2 separate regions of the Mus musculus genome follow, and region 1 is linked to region 2. The links are chromatin loops, found by intact Hi-C in ENCODE. Cell type or tissue: heart. All regions are shown on one strand.

Region 1 (8,000 bases), 170 kb before region 2:
CCCTCTTGGAAGCCAACAGACCCTTCACAGGGGTCGGCACCCCAGACCCTGCATGTCGGATATTTGTATTATTACGATTCGGAACCGTAGCAAAGTTACAGATACGAAGTTGCAACCAAATCGTCTTATGGTTGGGGGTCACCACAACATAGGGGACCGTATTAAAGGGGCGCAGCGTTAGGAAGGGTGAGAGCCCCACAGCTCTCAAGCAAACCCTGCTAGTTATCCAATCTGTACGGTTCAGATCCAGGGACTTGCTGGTATCTCTCAGATAACAGCAGATCAGTATCTGGAGTGGAAGTCACAGAAGCCTCCAGGGCTCCTTCAGGGCTTTCTCCACCCTAGAAGTCCGGTGTTTGGCTTCGATTCTGACTGAAGAAGAGAAATGATGCTTATCTAACTGTGTCTCACCCCAGGGTGGGGTGTGTTCCTTTGTCTCTAGCTGGAGTAAGTTCCTCTGATATACCTCAGTGGATATTACCATTTGCCATTTGTATCTAGTTCTCTGTACCCCAGCCCTTCCCTTCCCATCTGATTGTGTCCATTTTAACAGCTCCGAGACCATCCCTAGTAAATTCTTACATACTCTCAAGTCTTGCTTAATGAGGGAAGTGGAGCATATTGAACCCACCCTGGACTCATGGCTGTCTTCTCCCGAGTAGGCCTTGCAGCTTCCTCCAGAGTTTGTGAAGTCTGGTTGCAGTAATAGTAGCTGCTGGTTAAGCACTGCATGTGTCAGACTGTCTCAGTCGTCACGATATGACAGAAGCTGTTGTCCTTATTATCTCCATTGGCAGGTGGGGGAACAGACGCAGTCATGTGCCGCAGACACAAGCAGAGCTGCCTGATTAGACTCTGCTGTCCTCTTAGGTTAACAGTCTCGGGTGGGGAGCTCGCTGCCAGCTGCCTGACCCCAAGTAAACGCCTCTGCTTCTTAGGCTCCAGAGAAAGAGGAATTCCTGGCCTGGCAGCACGACCTGGAAGCGAATGATAAAGCCCCCGCCCAGGCCCGGCCCACCGTGTTTCGATGGACAGGGGGTGGAAAGGAAGTCTACTTGTCTGGGTCCTTCAACAACTGGAGCAAGCTTCCCCTCACGAGAAGGTAAGGATCTCGGCGGACGATATTTCTGTGCTATGCTCTGACATTTAGATATACATTTCTTCTGAGAAAGTTGTTCCCGGTGCATTGGAGAGAACGCTGGGCTGGGACCCTTAGGGGTGTGGATCCCAGCCCATTACTGCATGGAACGGTCACTTCTGTATCGGACTCCTGGACCAGGTGACCTGGATCCCTTCTAACTGAGTCCTGTGTGTTATTTTTTGGAAGGTTGGAAGTTCCATGCTCTGAAGACATCATTAGCAAGGGTTCAGTGAGACGATTTATCAAAACCCTGATGTGGCTGGGCAGTGGTGGCGCACGCCTTTAATCCCAGCACTCGGGAGGCAGAGGCAGGCGGATTTCTGAGTTCGAGGCCAGCCTGGTCTACAAAGTGAGTTCCAGGACAGCCAGGGCTACACAGAGAAACCCTGTCTCGAAAAAAACAAAAACAAAAAACAAAAAAAACAAAGCAAAACAAAAAAACCCTAGTGTGGACTCCTGTCATCGCGCCTTTACCAGTGACTACTTCTGGTAAACAGAGGGAGAGCCCGTGCCCTGCTGGTCTGAGCCCAACTGTTGTCAGTGTCCCTGTGTTTCCAGGGCTGCTACAAGTCCACAGCAATCTCAGGAGTGGCGGGGTAGTTAGACAGGTCTGTGTGGAGAACGTCTATGTGCCCTGTTACGCTGGCTCAGTCCCTGTCATGGCACACTGACAAAAGGGATGGCTCGGCAGCCTATGTTTACCTCCGTGGCACCCAGCCCGCCTGCCCGCCCGGTGGTATTCTGCGTGGAGACTTGGAAGGTATGAACAGCCATTTGTTGACCTTCCAGTGTTAGGATTCTAGGTTCCTAGTGTCTGAGCAAAGTGAGTTTCCTGCTGCTCCATTAGTGGCCGTGACCAAGAATTAATTGTCTGAATTGGTTGCCATGTTTGCCATCCTGCAGCCAAACTCTTGGTTATACCTGGAGTCAGAGGGCAGCCCACCCAGCTGAAATTCTACTTCCTTTCTTCCTGCAGCCAGAATAACTTTGTAGCCATCCTGGACCTGCCTGAAGGAGAGCATCAGTACAAGTTCTTCGTGGATGGACAGTGGACCCATGATCCTTCTGAGGTACTTTGCCTGCAGCCCTTGGCCCTCTAGTACCTACCTGCACAACCAGCACCCATCACCTCCCTTGTGGCGTGCTATCAGGACCCTCTTCCCTGCGTGTGGCTCTGAGTTAGATAGCGCCAGTTACCAGCTCATTGGTATAATTAACCAAGAGTCGCTAACCAGGCAGTGAGGCCTTCCAGCCAGGAATTCTAGTCCTCTGAAGAATCCACAGACCTTCCACGTTATGATTTCTGCCTATCTGTCTCTTCCCAGCCAATAGTAACCAGCCAGCTTGGCACAGTTAACAACATCATTCAAGTGAAGAAAACTGACTTTGAAGTATTTGATGCTTTAATGGTGGATTCCCAAAAGTGCTCCGATGTGTCTGGTATGAACAGTTACTTTATCCCACGTGTGTGCAGGCTGGGGCTCTGTGGCCTGGACATACTCTGTTTCCCTCGCCTCTCACACTTGAGCAAAAGCTGCCCAGCCAGGTGGACAGTTGTAGCTCTCCGGACCACAGCAGTTCCTTCCTAATTCCAGTGGCCCTGGCTGTTGGAGTTTAACCCCCAAAGAAACCATAAGTCACTGCCCTTGCCTTATGGGATATTTTGCAGTTCCACTTGGCTTTAGAACAGAGCTACACTTGATGTTATGCCATAGGCAGGCCTGAAGAGACCCACGAGGACACGTTGGGTCAGTAGTGAACCACTGCCAGGGAAACTGCCAGCTCGTGTCCTGCCAGTGGTGCCTGGAGAATTGCAGGCTGACAGGTGATAAACGCCACCTCGGTGACCTTGGCTGTCACTGGTGCCGTCCATTCACACTTGACTGGAAGTGACTCCCCATAGAAAACAGGCCACATGGCACAACGCTCTTTTCTGGAAACCTGTTGTGCTCAGTCACGGTAAACTAGAGTCCTCTAAGCACGGAGCTTTCGGTGACCTTTGTTCCGACCACATCTGGGAGGAAGAGAATCCCTGGAAGGTCAGAGGGACAGCTCAGGAGAGAAACTGTGTGTTAGAATCCAGATGGACGTTAGGTGTGCTTCCCTTCTTTGTGTGTGGGCTGCTTCCTGGGCAGCAGTTCTGGGAATCAGTAAGATAAGCTCTCAGCAGTAGCCAGCTATCAGTTTACCGAGGGCTTTCCCACCCTCACCTCCGTGTCTCTGGGATCTCTTACAGTTAGCACTTCTGACTCCACAGCTGTAATTGACTGGTGGGCTTGGCTGGCCGTGGTTAAGGTTACAGATCTAGGCTTAGAAATCTAAAAACAGTGCTCTCTTACTGGGGTTATCGGCCATTCCTGGATGACCACTTACACATTTCAGACAGGCAAAGGGTGCAGCCTGGAGGCAGTGCACACGCTTCTGACACGAACTTCACACTATTCAACAGAGCCTTCAGCTAAAGGTCTGGTTGATCATTTGCAGGCAGAAAGTGCACCGCCCCCTGCTGCTGGAGCCAGATCAGCTCTAAACTTCCTGTTAGACATTCAAGTGGCTTGTTTGGGTTTGTTTTTTGTTTTTTTTTTTTTTAAATGCCATGTATTTATTTCTTACAGCTCAGCTTTCTGCATCGAGTGCTTTTTCTCAGTTCTTGTGCTGAGGTGTGAAGGGAGCCTGACCTAGAAATTGATGTTGAGAAAGTTAAAGCAGCCCTGGGCCAGCTTAGGGGTCAGGTAGCCAGAACCCTTCCCGACACTCGGGTGACAGCTCAGTGCCATCCTCTATCTAGCCAGCCAGCTGTCATGATTCGAGGTGCTTCTAAGGCAAGGTACTGTGCTTCCAGAAGCTTCTACTGCGCCTACATAGTGAAAACACTCAGACCCAGGAGTGTAGAGCCAAAGATCCTTTACACGTTGGTCTTTATGGTTATTTTTTAGTGCATCAGTACCTCGTTAGACTTCTTTTATTCTGCCTGGGAGACTTGGTAACTTAGGCTGGGCCACTTAATCCCCACTTGAAGCCCAGAACTTGTGGCAGTTGCCAAACTCAGCCTGCAGTAAGAAGGAAGCCTTACTGTGCTGACGAGAGGCCAGGCTATGGGGGATGGCTTCCCTGTTAGGCTTTGCCACAGCTGCTCTTCCTTCCACTGAGCTTCTCGAGGTAGCGTCGAGCTTTATCCCGAGCACCCCGGTTCCAGGGCACTTTTCATCCCCTCTGGTTTTCCCTGTTTGAGCTTGAATGTCTTTGAAGAAAATACAAACCTGGATTGAGGAAATCAGGACAGAAAGCTAGATGAGGGCCCCATGCATCAAATGCAGCTGCAGAGCCTACAGTCTGAGTGTCTTGTCGACATCTCCCAACAGAGCTGTCCAGCTCGCCCCCAGGACCCTACCACCAGGAGCCTTACATGTCTAAACCAGAAGAGAGGTTCAAAGCCCCGCCCATCCTCCCGCCACACCTGCTGCAGGTCATCTTGAACAAGGACACGGGCATCTCTGTGAGTACTCCCATCTGGAGCTCCTTTCTGCTCACTTCTTAAAAGACAGTGGAGAACTCCTGTGCCTTCCACTGTTGGGGACTGCTGTGGTCCTCCCCTGACATTGTGAAAGATTCACATCTGTTACACACCCCTTGGTCAGCTAGACATTTTAGAATCTAGTTTTAGTTACTAAGTTACTTTTGGAAACGTCAGCCCTCCTGGGGTAGAATTCGAGCTGTCTTATAACACATTATAACCTCTACCACATCCACTGTGGCAGAAGGTGCAAGGGCAAGCGATGCCCTCAGGATGACTGACCCACTCAGGGTGCCTACATTAATCCATGCTCCGCCCTCATGACCTAATTCACCACCAGTTAGGACCCATCTCCCAGCAGTCACTGGGGACTAAGTTCCCAGTACGTGAGCCCTTAGGGACAAAGCAAACTGTATCTGGTGCTAAAGAAAGCCCCTCCCTCAACACTGGACACAGCAGCAGAGCCCACGTGCTGCTGAGCTGACTGTGTGTGGAGGGTTCCCTACGGCAGTGTCAGGGTTTGTGGAAGACGTGCCTTTCCTTAAGTGGACTCAGTCCACTCTGTGCTGTGACCAAGCACAGATCCCGGCTCACTCCTGTGAATCCAGGAGGAGGTCAGTGGAGAGACCACTCAGCCTCAGACCCCACTGGCTAAACAAATAACCAGTGCGCATTAGTAACAGAACTGCAAGGACCCTTAGCCGCTGTCCTTAAAGATTCAGCGCGCGTGCACGCACACGCACACACATACACACACACAGAGGCATGGCTAGGGAGAGGCTAGACCATGAATTCAGGAGAACTGTGTCTGACCTCACTGTCAGCTCTTACAGATCTTGTCTTCAGTTAGGAAAGTGCTCTCCGAGGAGTCTTATTTCAGCTTCACAGTGAAGAGACTGGAGCAGATACGTTGACTGGCATCCCCAGACAGCGCTCAGAGTTCTTTTCTTAGAGGCTTTGGGAAATCTGCTGTCCTGTGAATGACTGTGGTCAGCCTGTTCTCGGGCCGTAGCTCCTCTCACAGTTGTCTCTGCAGACATCTTGTAGCTTTTAACCGGTGTCTTCCCCAGAATTACCATCCAGTTCTCCTAGCCTGCTTTTAAAAGATGTCGCATGTGTCTCCCTGTGGCTGGCTTATTTATGTCCATAGTCCATCCACGTTGTTGCAAGTGACAGAATTTCCTTCCTTTTTAAGGCTGAGCCACCCACTGTTGTAGTTTCTTGTCCAGCTGCTGTGATACAATTTTTGATGAGCAATTTAAAGTGAAAGGGTATATTTGGACTCACAGTCCCAGGTTCTAGCCCATCCTATGGGGGTGGGGAGAGGACAGCAGGAGTTTGAGGGAGGGGTCACACTGCATCTGTAGTTATACATAGTATGCCACATCTGGCCACATCCTATGTCCTGTGAATTGTCTCTCAGGGACTGCAGCGGGGCTCCACAGTGCCATATGCACACCCATATGTAAATCCATCCAGGTTCTATTTCCTTTGGACACGCACATGTGTGTGCACACCCATGGGCTGGGTGACTGCATCACAAGGTACCTCTGTGTCTAACTTTAGACGTCATCCATAATGCTTTCCTTAGACGGACTGACCTCTTTGCTCACTAACAGCACAAGGTAGATTTTAAGTGGTTTTTTAATCGCACACACAAAAAAGGGTGAATATGTTAGAGATCTGGTGTAGCCATTCCTCAGAACTTGCATGTCCCAAATATGGTATGATCCATATATTAGACAGCTTTAAAAGTGACAGATGGAAACTGCTTTTTGTTTGTTTTTTTTTTTTTTTTTAAGATCCCTGTAGCAGTTGGTTGAGGCAGCGTGCAGCTGAGGCACACAGGGCCTCTCCTTGTTCTCTCATCAGCAGCCATCCTGCTCTGCCTGCCCCGTAGGAGCTCACTGGACCTGTGCATGCCTTGGAGGCCCTGCTAGGGCAGAGCTGGACTAGGACCTGGATCCTCCCACTCCACTTCTCTTGTGTGCTCCTGTGTGCATGGGTTATTTGTCCCCAGCAGATTTCCCAGACTCAAACATAACCACTGCAGGGCTCTGTAGGATGCGGGTGGCCACTCCCCAGGCCACCGCTCAGAGCCCTCAATATGCCTGTGTGTGGCATAGGCCGTCCAGCTTCATGTGGAAGGGCCTGGTCACACTGTGTTAGAGCTCTTGGTTTCCCTCCACCCCAAGGCCTCAGAGGCCTGTTGGCAGCTGTGAGATCTTAAAGTCACTTCAGGACTGGGATTCCCGTAGTGTTGAGTGACAGGAATGTGCCCTTCCCTTGAGGCAGGAACCTCAAGCTAGTAGCCTGTACACACACACACACACACACACACACACACACAAGTGCATGTTCTTAAGAGTTGGGAATGAGAATGAAGATGCTCTAGGGAGGTAGAAAGGTGTGGTGAAGTGTTCACGTGTCCACTTGTAGAGTCACCTACTGCAACATACTTCCTCGTCTAGCTGTAGAGGCTTGGCTTACCATCCACTTCTCAGGAGCATGGAACACACAGTGGGTCTGGTGTTCCGTTGGCTTACCATCCACTTCTCAGGAGCATGGAACACACAGTGGGTCTGGTGTTCCGTTGGCTTACCATCCACTTCTCAGGAGCATGGAACACACAGTGGGTCTGGTGTTCCGGGAAAGCATTTCCAGTGGGTCTCTGGTCTGCTCTGTAAGAGAATGGGGTAGGGCCTGCCTTAAAGGTCAGGGAGAAAACTTACCGGAAGTGCCTTCCGTAGCATCTGGCTGGCACGAGGATCCACCCCTTTCACCTCTCTGGTCATCTCCACAACTCACACTGCCCGGCTTGGGAAGCCAGGTCAACCAACAGAGCCTGGCTCCTCTCCTTGGCTACCCCAACCAGGCCATGAAATAGGGGGCAGGGACCATTTTGACTTCTGAATCCTACTTGCTCACGTCTCCCTTTGTCCCTCAGTGTGACCCAGCACTGCTTCCGGAGCCCAACCACGTCATGCTGAACCACCTCTATGCACTCTCCATCAAGGTAATGAATGGCCTGTCTTGCCTCCAAGCCGTTTCTGAGCCTGTGCTCTGAGGACCCCACGTGCCAGGGTGGCCTTGGGTGTGGACAAGCAGAGCAGCCTTCGGGGGCTGTGTTTGTAGTGACCGTGTAGTGAGTCTCCTGTTCTCTCTGACTGAGCCCCTGACTCTGGTCCTTTTCTCCCTCTTAGGATGGAGTGATGGTGCTCAGTGCAACACACCGGTACAAGAAAAAGTATGTCACCACCCTCCTCTACAAGCCGATATGAGGGAATGAGAGGCAGCCATGGACCACAGGGATGGCAGGCGGTGCTGGGCTCTCCGTGTGCATGC
Region 2 (8,000 bases):
CTTCTGGGTCGCAGCTTAAAACCGATTTTAACAAATTCCCCGCAAGGCTCAGTCAAGCTTGGGAACCTCGGAGCCTGCCCCTTTGGTTGCCTCTAACGCTGGAAGATGAGCCTCATATCTCCTCCTCTGTTCACCTGAGAGTTAACCCAAGTAGACGGGGGGCGGGGGGGGGTCCCAGAGACTCGAGGAAGCTTAGGCTCGGAGCACCCCATAGCACACTCAAAAGCCTCAGCTCTCCATAGTTCTCAAAATGCCCTTTCTTTCGGAAATGAAAAGACCAGAAAGTTAATAGCTTTTTTTCCCCCTCTCATTTGCTTTCTACATCCTTGCTTAGCAAAATAAAAAACTGGCAAAGCCTGGTGATTTGTGAGATTTCTGGGGCTCTGGAAGTCTGCCAAGCCCCAAAATACAAGTCCTGAGTAGGAGAGAGACACACCGACTGAGACCCAGTCTAAAGGACACACAGAAGCAGAAAACAAGCCAGCCACTGCATCCGACCTGCAGGGTGACAGCCCTGCATGGGAGCAGCACAGCAGGCTCGGCTGGCACGCTGAGTTGTACCTGGATTCTTTGTCACAACCCATCTCCTCTTGCAGGAGGCACCCATTGCTACCATCTGCATGTGGTTTATCCTCCTGGGGTCCACGTGCTGCAAGCTTGACCCCAGTGTCAAATCTGTGGTCGCTTTAAAAGGTGGGGGTGAGACATTGTAGGGGGTTATAACCTGGTCTTCAAGAAACAAAAATGCTTTTTTTAACCTCAGGAGCTGAGAGCCCGGGTGTTAGAAAGGTCTGGTCTCTTATTTCCTATCTGGCCCATGTGATCTCTGGGCATTTTCCCCTAGCCAGTGTGGCAACATTGTAACCAGTCCCCGAGCAGAGCCAAGTAGAAGCCATTGGTGTACTTGAGGGAGCAGAACTGTCACCTATGGAAACCTCTTTTGTTTATAAAAGCACACACCCTCTGGCGTGCTGTTATCGCAATATAAAACCAACTAAGGTCACTCCACATTAAAGAGGGATGGAAGGGAAATGTCCTGGCTGGTTTTCTACAGCTGTGAGGAACATCATGACCAAAAGCAAGCTGGGCGGGGAAGGGTTAATTTCAGTATACAAATTACAGTCCATGGTGAAGGCAAGTCAGAGTAGAACCGAACTAGAAAACTGTCTGGAAATACTTGCATGACATTGGTCCTTACAGAAGACGAAACTGTTAGGCCCGGAATGAGGAATGTAGGCGTGGTGTTTAATCTAAAGAGCAGGAGAGCTGCCAGGTGCGGAAGCTGGCCCAAGCCTTTAGCCCCAGGACTTGGGAGGCAGCCACAGGTGGAGCTCTGTGATTTGAAGGCCAACCTGGTCTACATATTGAGTGCTAGGTCAGCCAGAGCTACGTAATAGAAAAAAACTTGTCTCGAAAAGAAAAAAAGAAAAAGAGAGAGAACAGATATCCCTCGTATGGAATAAGATTATAAATTAGATTATTCTACACTGGGGCTGAAGAGATGGCTCAGGGGACCACAATCTGGATCCCAAGGCCCACACAGGCAGCTCACAAACACCTGTAATACCAGCTCCCACATCCAAAGGATCCAAAGCTAGTTTCTAGCCTCTCTGGGTACCCAGACACAAGACAGATGCAGACAGACAGGCCCGTGTGCGTGCACACACGCGCGCGCGCACACACACAAATACACCCTAGAGACAATTTTGGTTTCTTCCATTGAAAGAAGCAAAAGTTTAAAAGTGTGGAGTATGGGCTGGCGAGATGGCTCAGCGGGTAAGAGCACTGACTGCTCTTCCAGAGGTCCTAAGTTCAAATCCCAGCAACCACCTGTAATGAGATCTGATGCCCTCTTCTGGTGTGTCTTAAATCAGTTACAGTGTACTTACATATAATAATAAATAAATCTTAAAAAAAAAAAGTGTGGAGTATGAGAAATGAGGGGACTCCCCTGGGGCACGTCCAGCCACGTACGTAATCATCAGCACAGTGGCACCTCAGTCCAGCTCAGGCAGGACATGTAAAAGAACAAACAGGATTACCCTAAGAATACCAGTCTCTGTCCATAATACAACCAAAGACGGCTACCACAGCAGACACGGGTGTGCATCGCTGGCTGGCAGCTGCTTACCTGGAAGAAGAGATTTAGCCTGGAGGCCCGACTGGCAATGGGCTCGGAGGCACTGGCCTCCGGCGGGTTCCGCACACCATACTTGAACTTCAACATCTCTCCGCCAACGCCGAAGGAACACTGGGGAAAGTCAAGCGGGTACTGACATTGAAGGCAGGAAGGGCTTGGCAGAGTCGTGTCTCCCTAAAGAGATCAGGATGAGGAGGTGGCGACCAGCCTCCACGGCACATGGGGCACAGACACAGGAAGGCCAAAGGTACTCATACACATAAGGGATGGAAATAAATCATTTCCAAAAGAACTACCAGCCATTGGTGGACTAGCAGACTGCAGCCTAATAAATCTCCACTTTTCCATTCTACCAGCTCTTTTCCCCTAGAAAACCCTGACGAACACAAATATCTGATGTCGCGTAGCTACATAGACCTAACCTGTGAACCAAGCCCAAAGGGTTTGATCAGTGAGCCTTGAGGATTATCCCAGGGAAAGGAAGGTTCACTGCCCCTGGAGGGTACAGAGATCAATGATCCTGAGGAAGATCGGTTGCCTGACTGACCAGATAGGCTAGAGAGGGAGAAAGACACAAGAAGGAGGCGCTGGGTTAGGCACGGAATAGAATACAGAGCCCACTTTCCCACCCAAGGCCTCAGTCCAGCTCATAGAATGAAGACACAGGAACAGAGAGATTAAGTGAGGGAGATAAGATCACACAGAAAATGGGAAGCGCCATGGGCAAGAATGCAGGTAAAGCTTGCAGGGGACAGAGACTGGTCTACAGGGGAATGGGTCCTCTTTAAGGGGCCCTGAGGTCCTCCGGCAGCACACCCAGAGACACTAACAACAACTCCTGCCCCAGACCCCAGGCTTCCCCCAGGACACCCCAAGGACGAACCAGAGACACTGGGTTGAACCCATTGTCCCGCCCCCAGGGCTGCACCCACAGACCCCGGGCTACCCCCAGCACACCCATGCTGCAGCCGCAGCAGACCCTCAGGAGCCCCCTCCCCCCGCTATCCTGAGGCCTTGGGTGGGAAAGTGGGCTCTGTATGAACGGGGTCGACCAGGGAGACCTGGGAAAGGGGACTGCCCCCCGCCCAGAGCCTCTCCAATCCCCCAACAGACACACACACAAACTGGACTCACACTCCGCAGACCCCCGGCTTACATTCGCCCCGCTCCGCTCCGCCCTGAGTCTCCCGCCCCAACGTTTGAAGGAAACGACGTGGGCAGGTCTCGGCCGTGCCTCAACCAATCAGCGCTCGCCATCTACTGATGGACAGCGGGGGTCTCCACCAGGACCCGCCCAGATCTCGGAGGGCTAGAGGAAGTGAAATGGAAAAGCCAATCACATTGTCTCTTCCTTTGACTAGCGACCAATAGAAAGAGGGCAAAGGAATCCAGGCGGGGTTGGGCTGGGAAGTTTGAAATTGGCGGTTGGCAGGATGCTGTGTTTGGAGATGGGGTCCCCTGCGGAGTCTGCGGCGCTGTCCATTTCTGTCCGAGCTCCTGCGGGGAGCTCTGCCCGAACTGCCTGCCTCAGATAAGGATGCTAGGAAACAAACTCCAGCCCTCTGCAGGAATGCACTCAATTGAGCCATCGCCCACGCCTAACGTAGGCGCCGGGGTTACGTGGGGGGGAATCAGGAAGCTGTGCGGTACAGCTGAGGCAGAGGAGTAATCGGAACCCACTCCAGCCTGCCTGCCTTGTACCTTTGGGTTGAGCCGCAGCAAGATCGTGAGGTCTCACCACAAAGATATGTTCAAGTAAATTTAAGCCAGGATCACTAGACCGCCCCCTTCTCTCAATGAGAAAACCCAGTGGCCATCAGTGTGTGGAAAGTGCCCAGCCTCGTTAGCAATGTGGGGGAAGGTGTTTGTGAAGAGGCGGCGCTGTTTACATTCACACAAGGGTAGGGTGTAAACTGACCTGTGAAGGGGCAATCTCGAAAAAGGAGTGTAGTATTTGCTAACACTGAGTGAGGCTCTCTGCACTCTATGACTACTAGGAATAGCTTTTCTAAATTATGTAACCGTGAAACGCATTCTAGAGAGCGAGCTCGAAATAGTGTTGTCTAACGCAATGGCAAAAGCTGGGGCAATGGCTCTGCGACTCTTCCAGGGGATCTTCCCTTGATTCCCAGCACCCACCTCAAACCCCTCACAACTCCCTGTAATTCCGGTTCCAAAGGATCAGATGATCTTTTCTGGCCTCTGCGGGCACCTGCACATAAGTGCACAGTGCACCTACACACACACACAAAAGAGACAAGTGTAAAAAATCAAGACAGCAACGCCAGGAAATAAGGCACCTAGGGTCCGAATGGAGGCTTTTGAAGGGACCATGAGAAAGGCAATGACCTTTTTCTTGACCCGATGATACTATAGCTATTTTGTGGGGGTTGGATGTAGGGGTGAGAGAGGGGCTGATTTTTTTTAGACAAAAAAAAGGAGGGAGGGAAACTGAGTCACACACCAGTAAGTGCAGGGTTAGGATCTGAACTGGGCTCTTTCATTCTTATTTATTTATTTATTTATGGTTTTGAAGACAGACTTTTCTCTGTCCTGGAACTCCACGATCAAGCTGGCCTTTTTAACTCCGAGATCTGGCTGCTTGGCCTCCTGGGTGCTGGGATTTTGGTTATGACACCAAGGCCTGGCTCTGAAGCCCATTTTTTTTTTATAACCACCAAATTGTAGTGACTTCTACTTTTCTCTATCCCAGGCCTTGGCACAGAATAGGTATTTATGAGTATGCTCAGACTAAAAAAAACAGACTGTAACAGCATGCTTGTCTGATTACAACTTGGCTTCCTCGTATAGATACACCTAGAGCATCCGTATGCACACTGAGACCAGCAGAGGAGGTTTGAAAACTACTAACATGTGGGCCAATGAGGTGGCTGAGCTTGTAAAGGCATCTGCAGCCAAGGCTGACGAACTGAGTTCAATCCTCAGGACCCACATGGAGGAAATAGAGATCCGGTTCTCACCAGTCATCCTCTGATCTCTCATACATGCCATACTTCCCCTGGACATGCTTGCACACACTGAAAGATGCAAATAAAAATAAAAGATAAGACGTCAGTACTTGGTAGGCAGAGGCAGGCGGATTTCTGAGTTCGAGGCCAGCCTGGTCTACAGAGTGAGTTCCAGGATAGCCAGGGCTATACAGAAAGAAAAAAAAAAAAGTTAAAACATAAAACAAAAAGAATACTAACACAGAGGCCTCCCCTGCTCCCAACTCATTTCCCTGTTCTAGGATCTAGGCTTGGGGGATTTTAAAAGCCCCCTAAGAGGCTCCAGGGTGTACCTTGCAGCCATCCTGGGGAAAGGAATGCCAAGAAAGCAGACAGCACTGCTAGCCAGGCAGCAGGAGATGTCGCAATCTGTTTGAGAGTGCGGTGCTGAAGACTGAACGGAGGAGACAGTCCCTGCCTGCTAAGCAAGCTCCATCCCAGACTCACTGTAAATCAGTGCCCTGACAATCAGGCTTCATCATCCGTCTCTGTGATGGAGAGTCTTCTCTGTAGGGAGAACCCACTGTAAAGCTGGCTCAGCTGCAAAATTACCTAAACACTCCGAGCTTCTTAGCTCCTGCTCCAGCGCCCCCACCAGCACCACCACTATGATGAAATCGAGGGAAGGGGATGGCCAGGTAATTTAAGGAACCAAGAGATCAGACTATATATAGTTCCATCATGTCGTCCAGGCTGATGAAACGTAAGCCAAGCTCTGGGTCTGACCTTCAGTACCATGGTAACCGCTGCCAGGCAGGGTTGTGCACACCTTTAATCCCAGCACTATGGAGGCGGGAGACAGGCAGATTTCTGAGTTCAAGGCCAGCCTGATCTACAAGGAGAGTTCCAGGACATAGATGTCGGATCCCCTGGAACCTGAGTTACAGATGGTTAGGAGCTGCCATCTGGGTGCTGCTGAGAGGCCAAATCTTTTACAAACTCCATTTTAGAGAACCTGAACCTGTTTGAACTCACGTAAATTAACAAGCCAGTACCTAACATTAGTTTCCAAGTTATCCCTCCCCCCAACAAAACCCAAACCTACCTTAAGTGTCTAGGCTCACCACCAACAAGACCAGCATCTCCAGGTTACTCCCCTAACAAGCCTGTAACCCCAGGTTACAAGCCCACCCCCTGCCTAATAACCACCAATGCAGAGGGGAGCAGAAGTTAAGTTTATGATATGACTCCCAGCACCAGCAAATTATCTTAAAGGCCATAGTAACTTCCCAATTAGATGCTTGCACACTCGCTCCCTGCTTACTACTTACTATAAAGCCCTGCCCCTCGCCCAGATAGACATTCGGGACTCTGCATCGCCAAAACTGTCCTGTGTGACAGTCCTGTGCTGAGGAGCCCCAAGCTAGCTCAAATAAAAAGGCCGTACTGTGATTGCATCTGATAGGTTCCTATCTGGTTTGGGGGGGGGGGGGTACCGCTAACACTTCCCTGACACTACACTGGCAGCTGAGCCCAGGTCCTCTGCAAGAGCAGTCACTTTTCTGTTGCCGTGATTAAACACCAAGTCAGGAGCAACCAATAGGAAGAAGAGCTTAGTTGAGCCTATGGTTCTGTGAGACCACGACTTAAAGCGTTTCTCCCTGAAAGGTAAAGCCCCTGGACGTTCCCCAAGCTTGTTTTCCCTGATCTCTAAAAATACAGCCAGAAAGAAGCACTTCGTTCTCTACAGCCAGCAAAAAGCCTTTTTGTTTCTGTGCCTTACAGCCAGAAATGCAATGATTGTGGAGAGACCTAGCCAGGCACTTGTTTGGCTCCCTGTACCAAGGACACCCAATAGAAGAGCTGTAGCCAAACTCCTCCCAACTCTCCTCCCAACTCCTCCCAACTCCTCAGCTAGCAGTTAAAAGCCCACTACTGTTCCCGCTAGCTAGAGGTCGGACTTCCCCTGCCCTGCATGACAAAAGGAGTTCATCCTCAGCTAGCTAACAATAAAACCTCTTGCAGTTTGCATCAGGTATGGTTTTCTCTCAAGTTATTGGGGTGCCGGCCAGCTCATCCCGGGACTTGAGCAGAGGTCTCCCCAGTTTCGGGGGTCTTACAGTTCCTGAGGGAAAAGGCCCCACCGTGGCTGAGAGAAATGGCAGCCAGAACAGGAAGCTGAGAGGGTGAACCTTCAACAACAAGCATGGAACAGAGAGCCGGAACTCATAATAGTGAAAGTCTTTTTTTTTTTTTTTTTTGTCTCTGCCTCCCAAGTGCTGGGATTAAAGGCGTGTGCCACCAGAGTCTTTTAACTCTCAAAGCCTACCTTCAACAAGGCCACACTGCCTAATTCTCAAACAGCGCCACCAACTGGGGACCAAATATTCAACTACCAGAGACTATGAATGTATCTATTCTGTGCTAGAGGCTGGGATCAACAAAGCCTACAAAGACAGCAAATGCTCCCTGACATTTCATCTAGGCTCCGCCCTACAGTTACCTGGCAACATCCAGGTGTGCCTGACTCGCTATAGGGGCTGCTTGCCCTGCCCTCACCCTCATTCTCTTGCTCTTGTTCCTTACCCGCCCCACTCCTGCTCATGGCCTGCCTCTTTCTTTTCTCTCTCCCTCTCCCTCTCCCTCTCCCTCTCCCTCTCCCTCTCCCTCTCCCTCTCCCTCTCCCTCTCCCTCTCCCTCTCCCTCTCCCTCTCCCTCTCCCTCTCCCTCTCCCTCCCCTCCGAGTGCCTTGAGTTTATCTATACTATGTGATCCTTGTGGCTGGTACCTCAGAGGGGGAAGTGGGTGCCTCTGCGGGTCCTTGCAGAGGCATCCCTTCCCCCACACCATACCCTGCCTCCAGAACAAACATCCCTGCCTTCCTTATCTTTTTATAAAACACGACACTCAAC

Evidence for each region. Hi-C counts contacts between places; a loop is a spot of excess contacts. Peaks named below come from ENCODE experiments on the same cell type or tissue, not always from the same donor. Only the 100,000 strongest peaks of a DNase experiment are listed, where the experiment ranks them.
Region 1: it touches region 2 in a loop (2.0-fold over the local background); 3 of 42 quality-filtered maps call a loop at or near these places.

Annotation. Positions count from the first base shown.
Region 1 is chr5:116,014,585-116,022,584 of GRCm38, reverse strand. It overlaps Prkab1 (protein kinase, AMP-activated, beta 1 non-catalytic subunit), which reads left to right. Exons shown (of 7, transcript NM_031869.2): 2 at 939-1,102; 3 at 2,118-2,211; 4 at 2,467-2,581; 5 at 4,504-4,637; 6 at 7,603-7,671; 7 at 7,859-8,000. The coding sequence ends at 7,936. Among named protein-coding and RNA genes, the nearest start is that of Prkab1, 5.8 kb to the left of the region's middle. In heart, a CTCF peak has its summit at 3,644 (motif pointing left); DNase peaks (open chromatin) are centred at 904 and 2,974; H3K4me3 peaks cover 621 bases; H3K27ac peaks cover 2,104 bases.
Region 2 is chr5:115,840,598-115,848,597 of GRCm38, reverse strand. It overlaps Cit (citron), which reads right to left and starts at 2,942. Exons shown (of 47, transcript NM_007708.3): 1 at 2,132-2,942. The coding sequence starts at 2,227. In heart, no CTCF peak of the experiment used is centred here; a DNase peak (open chromatin) is centred at 3,407; H3K4me3 peaks cover 2,543 bases; H3K27ac peaks cover 2,082 bases.